Linked DNA regions of Homo sapiens: region 1 is linked to region 2. Evidence: chromatin loops called from intact Hi-C (ENCODE). Cell type or tissue: GM12878. All regions are shown on one strand.

Evidence for each region. Peaks named below come from ENCODE experiments on the same cell type or tissue, not always from the same donor. Only the 100,000 strongest peaks of a DNase experiment are listed, where the experiment ranks them.
Region 1: a loop joins it to region 2, with 5 times the contacts of the local background. A loop is called at or near these places in 25 of 110 quality-filtered maps.

The regions. Positions count from the first base shown.
Region 1 is chr6:99,391,546-99,396,545 of GRCh38, reverse strand. COQ3 (coenzyme Q3, methyltransferase) reads left to right here and starts at 2,351. Exons shown (of 7, transcript NM_017421.4): 1 at 2,351-2,472. The coding sequence starts at 2,367. RefSeq lists an enhancer at 2,456-3,095. In GM12878, no CTCF peak of the experiment used is centred here; a DNase peak (open chromatin) is centred at 2,375; H3K4me3 peaks cover 1,554 bases; H3K27ac peaks cover 594 bases.
Region 2 is chr6:99,328,083-99,333,082 of GRCh38, reverse strand. The region is part of intron 3 of FAXC (failed axon connections homolog, metaxin like GST domain containing); the gene reads left to right. Among named protein-coding and RNA genes, the nearest start is that of FAXC, 19 kb to the left of the region's middle. In GM12878, a CTCF peak has its summit at 2,806 (motif pointing left); a DNase peak (open chromatin) is centred at 2,742; H3K4me3 peaks cover 225 bases.

The DNA.
Region 1 (5,000 bases), 63 kb before region 2:
ACCTTGGTTAAATCTGCCACATTCTGATTTTGGTAGAAGTTATGATAGAATTATTCTGAGTTACCAATTTATGTAAAATTTTTAAGTAAATGTGAAAACTTACCAGTTAAACTGAGTGGATGTAGTGGTATATCTCTTTTTTTTTTTTTTTTTTGAGACACAGTCTTGCTCTGTTGCCCAGGCTAGAGTGCAATGGCGTGATCTCAGCTTACTGCAACCTCCACCTCTCTTGTTCAAGCGATTCTCCTGCCTCAACCTCCCAAGTAGCTGGGATTACAGGATTCCATCACCACTCTCAGCTAGTTTTTGTACTTTTTGTAGTAGAGATGGGGTTTCACCATGTTGGCCAGGCTGGTCTTGAACTCCTGACCTCAGGTGATCCGCCCACCTCAGCCTCCCAAGGTGCTGGGATTACAGGTGTCAGCCTCCACGCCCAGCTGTATATCATTTCAAAGCTACAAGGGAGCACTTTACCCTTGGATGAAAAAAAAAATGTTTATAAAGTTGAATTACAAAACAGACATTAAGAGTTTTAGAGCAAAATAAATACGCAGACTTACGGGTGAGACCATAACAATAATAGTCTGGGGAAATATCTCCAACAATGGCCATATACTGCATTACAGCCATTACAACTTTCCAATACCACTTAGGCTTAAGGGTCATTGGGAAAGCCCTTTGTTGATGTTTGTAGCGAGAAATACTATGAGCTAGTTTTGCTTATTTGGGCCAGACCTGTTCTGGGTGTTCAAAAGACATACTTGTCAGCATAAAGCAAATCATTGATTCCCCTTCTTGTTAAAATGTAGTGGAAAGGCTCTGAAGCCCAGTGAAGTGTGGTACCTTCAAAGAAAGTACATATAAAGCTCCTAGAACTTTATTTAATTGTGCTTGCACTTTGCTTTTTCCTTGGATGTGTCACTCCAATAAATACAAGACGTGCTACATTTTCTTTTGTGCAGAGCTTTCTGCCTTCATGTGGAGAGAGGATCATGTATCTAAGGGTAGAGGAGCTCTGAAGAGGACATAGCAACTGAAAAGTGCGACCACCCTTAGGAGGAGGTCAATATTTTAGCTAAGAACCATGAATGAAAGACTATTGCTGTCTGGGTGAGGTGGCTCCCACCTGTAATCCCAGCACTTTGGGAGGCTGAGGCAGGCAGATCACCTGAGGTCAGGAGCTTGAGACCAGCCTGGCCAACATGGTGAAACCCTGACTGAAAATACAAAAATTAAGCCGGGAATGGCAGCATACACCTGTAATCCCAGCTACTTACGAGGCTGAGGCACGAAGAATCACCCGAGCCTGGGGGACGGAGGTTGCAATGAGCTGAGATCCTACCACTGCACTCCAGCCTGAGCAACCGAGTGAGGCTGTCTCAAAAAAAAAAGAAAAAAAAAGATTCCTGAGCGGTAAATTTCGCTAACTGAAAGAACCCTTTACCAATTTGACCCTACCTGTTGAAAATACAGAATAATTTTTTGTCTTCAATGTTGGAGATTCGTCATTGTTCTTACCCAAAGAAAGACTTTGTGCATTTAGACGTAAAATGTTACTGATCACTGTTCCTAGCTCTAAATGAAGTTTGCCTAGACTGAGCCACAGAAGCCTCCTACTACATGATGTATATACCCTGTACAAGATAATAGTCATTTGCAGAAAATAAGTTTTACATTTGGCCTTCTGGCCATCTGATATTTGAGTGCCTTGAAAGGGGAAACAATTCTTCCCTTGAGGAAGAAGTGCTCCCATACTCTTGCATTCTTAGCAGTAGGGTCAATGTCTTACAGGAATATAAAAGTCCTTGAAGAGACATCTGTTAAGTGTGAAATAGAGCTACATGGCAATAAAAGAAGACACAGCACGAAGTAATGGCCTGATTGAGGTCAACTTCGAACATGAGGTTTGAGGTGTCCTATAGCAATAAAGTATCTTCAAAGTTGTTTATGATAGTAAAAACATCTTGCAGTTTAATTCCATGTGCAATTTGCTAAATGAGCGTGAAAGTATAGCCATACATACATAACACTCAACAATACAATCATGAAAGTCGGCTGCAGGCCGGGCGCGGTGGCTCACGCCTGTAATCCCAGCCCTTTGGGAGGCCAAGGCGGGCGGATAACCTGAGGTCAGGAGTTCGAGACCAGCCAACATGGAGAATCGCTTGAACCCGGGCGGCGGAGATTGCAGTGATCCCAGAATCCGAGATGGGGACTGTACTCCAGCCTGGGCAACAGAACAGACTCTGCTAAAAAAAAAAAAAAAAAAAAAAGTCGGCTGCAGACGGCGAAAGTGATCTCGGAACCTTTATGTTGGGGATCTTTTTTCGGGAGGGACCGGAAAAGAGGTGGGATCGTTTGTCGCGATGTGGAGTGGCCGTAAGCTGGGCTCCTCCGGGGGTTGGTTTTTAAGAGTGCTGGGGCCTGGAGGCTGTAATACAAAAGCTGCGCGTCCCTTAATTTCCTCGGCGGGTGAGTGTGTGTGCGGAGGTCCTTCGCATGCAGTCAATTGCGAGCGCTGGCGTCTCTGCGCATGCGCCGGGGGTGGGGCGGTGGGTTGTCTCTGGACCTCGCGAGGGGTCAGCGCGAAACCTAAGGCTTGGTCCTGGCCCCATCTCTCTCCATTGTAAACCTCGCATAGTCCCGTTGGCGGACGCCGGGGAAAAGAGCTCAGGACCAGTGGTCCTGTCTGGAAAAGCGCAGGCCGCGGGTCTCTTGTGGCTGAGCTCCTTGCCCCAGGAGCCGGCGACCCGCTCTGCGTGTGCTGCAGTCTGAAGGTCATGCATCTTTCCTTTGCCGGGGCAGGAATAACTCACGCCTCGTAGTTATGCATAGCTTTGTATCTGTGTTTTGTTTGCACAAAGCTTGCTGTTTTTTTCAGAAAGAATTTAAGGCAGCTGTATTACTTTTTGATTAATAGGTTAATCCAACAGACTGCATTTGCAAATGAGATCAAGAAAATAATGCACTGCTCAGTGCTTGTAGACAGCAGTCTGATTTTCGAACTCTCAGTATTAAGTAGAAACTTAAGCTCATCTTTCACATGGAACTCTTAACAAATACTGTATGCCAGACACTGGTATGAGCACTGGGAATTTAAAAATGAATGACACCGCAAGGATCTCTTTAAAAATGTTAGGATAAACCTAAGATCAGGATATAATGAACAAAAAAATGGGGAATCTAACCGCCCATTAATAAAGGTTATTAGTTGGTACTATCATACAGTGAAAAATAGTACAGCCAATAAAAATGATTTAAATCTATTTGTACCCACATGGAAAAGTAGTAAGATATAGTGTTAAGAAAGTAAAGTTTCATTGTTTCCTGGAAGGAGCCAAAAAAAAAAAAAAGTTACAAATCAGTATGTATAGTGAACTTGGAGTTACAGGTGGAGATATATAGAGAAATTTTGCAGTGATTGCCTGTGGTAGAGTAGGTGATTTTCTATCATTTTATCCTTTATATACTTTTCTTTTTCTGAACTTTTTTTAGTAAACATGTGTCTTTTATAATCAAAAATTTAGAAAAGATATAATAAACCTAGTTCCAATTTTTGAGGGGTGAACATAGAAGGAGCATTTAATCCATATTTGGGATCAAGGAAACTTCTTGAATGGGATATTTAGAGAAATCTTGAAGGAGGTGGCCAGTTTTAGAAGCAGTTGGTCGAGACAGGCAGCTCACTTGAGGTCAAGTGTTCGAGACCAGCCTGGCCAACATGGTGAAACCCTATCTACTAAAAATACAAAATTAGCTGGGCGTGGCGGCAGGCGCCTGTAATCCCAGCTACTCGGGAGGCTGAGGCAGGAGAATCGCTTGAACCTGGGAGGCAGAGGTTGCAGTAAGCCAAGATCACACCATTGCACTCCAGCCTGAGCAACAGAGTGAGACTCTGTCTCAAAAAAAAAAAAAAGCAGTTGGAGAGGGGAAAGGACCAGCTCGAGAATCTGTGAGAAAGTTTGTGAGAAACTGCAAGGTTCCTTGAAAAGTAAAGTGTGTAGGTGGAGGGCAGAAGGTAAAGGCAGGGGGTGGCAAGGGATGAGGAAGAGGCCTTTTTGGCCATGACACATTCATGAAAGGCCATTTACACCTCCTGAGGTAGACTATCCCGCGGACAGTGGAAATCACTGAAGAAGCAACATGAACAGATTTATGTTTAAGAAATAACACTTGGCAGCTGTCTACATAGAATGTGGGATGGAGTCAGGCAAGTCTAGGCCCAGGAAGACCTTAGAGCAATCCAGACAGTAAATTATCATTGCTGGAAATAAAGTATTGGTAGGGTAAAAGTCTGTCACCTGTTTTATTCACCATCAGCATGGTGCCTGGTAGGTGCTGAATAAATGACTTTTCAATAAATAAAATGAAAAAAACCTTTTCCCATTCCTTTAAAATTTCAAATACCAGGATGATCACAGATTCAAGGTAGAGAAGGAATTGGTAGCATTCTGTTTAAATACAAACTCAATTACTCTCTTTCCGTTGTGGTAAGGTGGTAGAGTGGTTTTTATTTTTACTTTTTAGATTAATTAATTTTTTTTTTTGAGAAAAGGTCTTGCTCTGTATCCCAGGTTAGAGTGCAGTGGCATGACCACAGTTCACGGCAGCCTTGGCCTCCCTGGCTCAATTGGTCCTCCCACCTCAGCCTCCCAAGTAGCTGGGACTACAGGCAGGCACCACAATGCATGGCTAATTTTTATATTTTTAGTAGAGAAGGGGTTTCACCACATTGTCCAGGCTGGTCTTGAACTCCTGGGCTCAAGCAGGCCGCCCACCTTGGTCTCCCAAAGTGATGGGATTACAGGCATTGAGCCACTGCGTCTGGCCTAAGATGATTTTTAAACCTCTTGAGAATTGTAGCAATACTGATGACTTAGGGATTCATTTTCCAGAAATAGAGGAGGTAAGAGAGAGATCAAGGGTTGTCTGTCCGTAAAAGCAGATATTGTTAAAATTTCTAAGGCTTAGTTTCATAATAGTAATACCTTATATGTCGT
Region 2 (5,000 bases):
TTTATCACAGAAGCAGTGATAAGAGAGTATGCCAACAAATGAGCATGACCGTGTTCTGCTAAAACTTTATTATGGGTACTGAAACTTGAATTTCATTTAATGTACCATATCCTTCTTTTGATTTTTTTCAACCATTTAACAATGTAAAAACTTCTTAGCCTGTGGACTATAATTTGATGGGCCTTGATCTAGACTAGAACTCACTGAGTTGAGGAAGATAGTTGAATTGATTGGACTCAGGGCTTTTTACCAATACTGTATAAACTGTTGAATTAAAATAATATTATGTCAGAGACTCAGAGGAGGGAATGGAAGACTAAGTCAAGATAGAATTCCTAGGGTCAATTGTCCATAGATAACAAGAGCTTCTGTATGTTCCAGAAGTAAAGCATACTACTCCTTTCTGGATTTTCTTTGGCTTGATTGCAAACTCCTAGTTTGTATTCCCCAAGTTTGAACCATCACACGAGTTGATGAGTTTTCCCTGTTCTGTTTTTTGTAGCCTTGAGCTGGCGGTGGTACCATGTGAGTTAAGAAGATATGGTTCTTGCTTTACAAACTCATTAGTCTATGGTTTTTGAAATTTTTCTTTCATCCATTTTCTGGAGTTTCTGCACCTTTCTCTACACCCCAGTAGATAGAGAAAGTTTCTCTTGATTTCTGCAAACTTTATCTTTTTCCAAAGATTGAATTAAGAGTTGTTAAGCCCATTGTTTTTGGCATTAATTGTTATCTGCAGGCAGATGCTGGCCCAGTAGCTTTTATTAAACCTCTCCCGCTGAGTGATATCCTCAATATGGGCTTGACTGGAGAAGGTTCTTTCTTCTCCTCCTCCCCTATTTCATTTATTCTACTCTCTTTCTAAATGGAGAACTTGCTGTTCCTATCTCTTGGATTTTAAGTGACCCTCTTCTTTTTCTCTTTTTACTTTTGATTCTTGCCCAGTTTATTCCAGGGCTGACCTAAGCTCCACTTCTACCCACCACTCCCTAAAGAGGTGATAGAGTAGGCAGCAAGGAGGGGGCTGGGGAGAGGCTGGAGACAGGGGTACAGATTAGTGTGGAAGTAATCAGACTCAGTGTTCATGGAATGAACCAGGTATTTTCCTTACAATAGTGGTAGGGAACTGTTGGGGCTCCCCTCCCAAGGTGTGCAGCAGTCACAGTCACAGGGAACCAGAATGCATGACTGCATCTGACATGCATAGCTTCCAGGAAAAACTTAGCTTCTGAGAAAGGCCTTGCGAAGAGCCCATCACACTTGCTTACTAGGCTCCAGTCAGTTCTGCTGCTGTGAAGGGAAAGGAAGGACCTGCACAAGGCCACGTGACCCATGTTCCTTCCCTCGACAGAGGCCCTCCAAGGCACTACCTCATTTGATTGATGGGCCCATTGATTGCCAGAGCTGTTGCTTTGTTAGCTGTCTGAAAAGCTGAAAGCCATACATTTTAGTTGTCACTTTGGCTACAACTCTTTGATTTCCATAATGGTTTAGAAAATATATATTCCCCTTAGAAAGTTTTTGACCCAGCAACATTTCCAACTACCACACATCACTATTTTTTGTTCTGTGTGTGCGTACATATCATTTTACATAACTTTACTCCTTGCTAAAAATTCATCCCTGCCCTGCCCTTTCCATCTCTTCCTTCACCAGCCCCGAGCTGATACTCCATGCGGGGTGGAGTGTGGGTGGGGTAAGGGATGGAGGTGAGAGTTGGGAAGTGGTACCCCGTGGGAAAAGATCTTAATTTTGTGGACTACAAATTTCCAAAGGCTTGGGGATCTGCTTGGGTCATATGTAGACTCTTCTAAGGACAATTTTATTTCTCTAATTCACTTTTTAATTTGAAAAATGTTGGAGGGGTTAGCTATTATTTCTTGCTTATGTCTTCTCAATGGTTAATTTGAGGAAAAAATAGTGAGGGTGGGAGGCAAGGTCTTGATTGAGATGCACATATCTAATAAACTTTCAAAGCAACACTGCTAATTCCCACAGTTCTATTTAGTCCCTAGTAGCAGAAGGAAAAACAAATCTGTTTCTTAAGGTTCTCAAGCCTTTAGCCAACTTCTTGCTTTGGGGAAAACCTGAAGAGACTTTTAGGAGAGCTCTAAATCCCAATGGAGAAAAGACCCTCCTTTCCCCATGCCCCAGGCAGAGAATCTTCAGATACTCTTCCCTCAGGCACCTCCCATCCTCTGCTCTTCTGGTTCCAAGGCCACACACAAAATGTCTACCTGTGGAAGCTGAGGCCCAGCATATAGGGATCTGACCAAAATTTGTAGGAAAATATTATAGGTATGAGCTTTCCGTGATATCTTGTTAAATTCTAACAGTCAGTGAGCTCCTAGGTTGTGTCTATACTCACATAGCCAGAAGAGGAAATTTAATAAGCCTACCTTGTTTGACTCAATTGATTCAATTATGTGGAGTTTTCATATGTTTATGTTGGCCTGAAACCTTAAAAACACCCCAGGCATGATTTTATGAAAAGCAAAGGCAATGGAAAGCTAGCATTGTTATATTACATCACATAATTCTGAAACTGTTTTAGGTCTATTCAAATAAACACACTCAGCTCTAAAGTGGCTTTTCTTCCACTTGAAATCTATACACTGATGTCCCCCTTGCATTATAAAAACTGTTACTGAAGATCAAGAACACAGTTTTTAAAAATCCCCTTTGTTGTACTGAATACATAAGTACAGAGAAGCTGGTGTAAAGGGAAGTCAACTTGACACGGGGTCAAATGACTGGAATGAAACTGATTTTGGGTGACACACACTGCAGCTTCTTCAGTGTGACATACTGCCCCCTTGTGGATGTCAGTGAGCGTCTTCAGAGTCTTTCAACCCCATATGGGTATCATTTTCAGACTATCTAGTTATTATAATATTTTCACCCATAAAAATATAGGCATTAGGGCCAGTCGTGGTGGCTCGTGCTTGTAATCTCAGCACTTTGTGAAGCTGAGGTAGGAGGATTGCTTGAGCCCAGGAGTTCGAGACCACCCTGGGCAACATGGCAAAACCCTCTCTCTACAAAACAGTCAGGTGTGGTGGCGACTGAGGCGGGAGGATCTTTTGAGCCCAGGAGTTCGAGGCTGCATTGAGCCGTGATCGCGCTACTGCACTACATCCTGGGCGACAGAGTGAGACCATGTCTCTAAAAAAAAATAACAAAAATTGTTCTAATGCCTGTGTGTATGTGTGCACGCGTGCACACATACACACAGGCATTAGAACAGTGAATTCAAACTTGCTTCTAGGTTGGCCATAATTTTACAATTTTGAGTGTAGTTCAGGAGATGGGGGAAGATGGGATAGTTTCATAAATTGACTTAACCAAGATCTTTTCTAAAAGCCAAGAGACTACTCTTTCTGTTTATAACTTTGTTCATATGTTCTCCTTTTCTTTCTTTTCTCCCCACCCCAGTTTTAGATGTAGCGAGGGCCCCTGTTTGGGGGAGTTGATGTAATGCTTGTGAAACTTGGTGAAACTACAGAAACATACCATATGCTCCTGTATTCTTGAGTAGATATTCAGAGTATAAGCAAAAGACAGCAAGGATGTAGCCCTATGCAGAGAAAGGCATTCTCATGAGTTGGAAGTCCAGGTGTTGATACTCAGTCATCAAATTGTAGTTTGTTATGGGTTCCCACTTATAAATATTCATTTCTATCACGGGCCAGGTATTAAGTTATAATGCATGATATCTTCATTAAAATACCAGGGGTCAGCTTCTCTTTGACCATTTTCTTGTTCACCTGTAAACATTTTTGAGCAGGTTTTGTTCCTCTGTTCTAAGATAGTCTTTTAAAAAATCTCTTTGACCCCATTTTTGCAGAAGAGATTAGATACATTCGTTGTGATAAGGAAAATTAGTATTTCAACTTCTTGAAATAGATCCTCAAAATGATAAGTTAATTGCTTAGCCTTGTCAGCTTTCCAAATTGACCCTCTCTGTCCTCTTCAGTTAATGATTCATGATTCCTTTTGCAGTGGGTCTCCTCCCAGTGGAGAGTGAAGAGCCATGGATTCCAAGAGAAAAGTGGCAGCCCCTTCTTCATTTTCCGTAGGCACATCTCTTTGTTCTCTTTTCCCATTTTTCTATTTAAGTATGTGTCATCTCTTAGAAACACTACTTAGCAGTAGCTGGCTCAAAAGCAAAGCCTTTTTTCATTTAATCAATAATTCATTATTTCTGCAAACTTAATGAATGAGTGTTAGTGGCCAGGATGGTATGTATACCTGTTATCAAGTGGCTCAAAGGCTGGAGGCAGACATCAAGGCTTTGTAATGGTTAATGCTGGGGGAGGGTTTGAAGAACCAAGAAAAGGCAGCCAGCTATCACTAGAGAGAAGGGGGGAAGGCTTTGCAGAGGAGGTATTGTCAAAACGGAATCCAAGGACAGTTGGGAGTGGCAGATGAAGGGGCTGGTGGTCGGGAAAGGTTAGGATGTCTAGGCAGAGGGAGCAACATCTGCACAAGTTTAGAGGCAAGAAGGAGGCATTTGGGGAGTATATTAGGCCGTTTGGGCTGTCATAACAGAATACTTTTGACTGGGTGGCTCATAAAGAGCAGAAGTTTATTTCTCACAGCTCCAGAGTCTGGCGAGTCCATGATCAAAGCATCAGTGGATTTGGTGTCTGGCGAGGGCCAGCTTCCTGACTCATAGATGGTCATCTTTCTCACTGTAACCTCATATGGTGGAAGGGCCAAGGCAGCTCTCTGGGGTCTCTTTTATAAGGGCACTCATCCCATTTATGAGGGCTCTGCCCTTATGACCTAATCATAATCCCAAAGGCCCCACCTCCACATACCAACACACTGGGGGTTAGGTTTCAACACATGAATTTTAGAGGGACATGAACGTTCAGTCTATAGCAGGGAGGTGCATGTAATTCTGTATGGCTTGTGCATGGGGTGCATGGGAGTCAGTGCTGGGAGATGGGGCCCAAGAAGGGCCAGGTCATAGAGGGGTTAGACTGTGGGGAGAG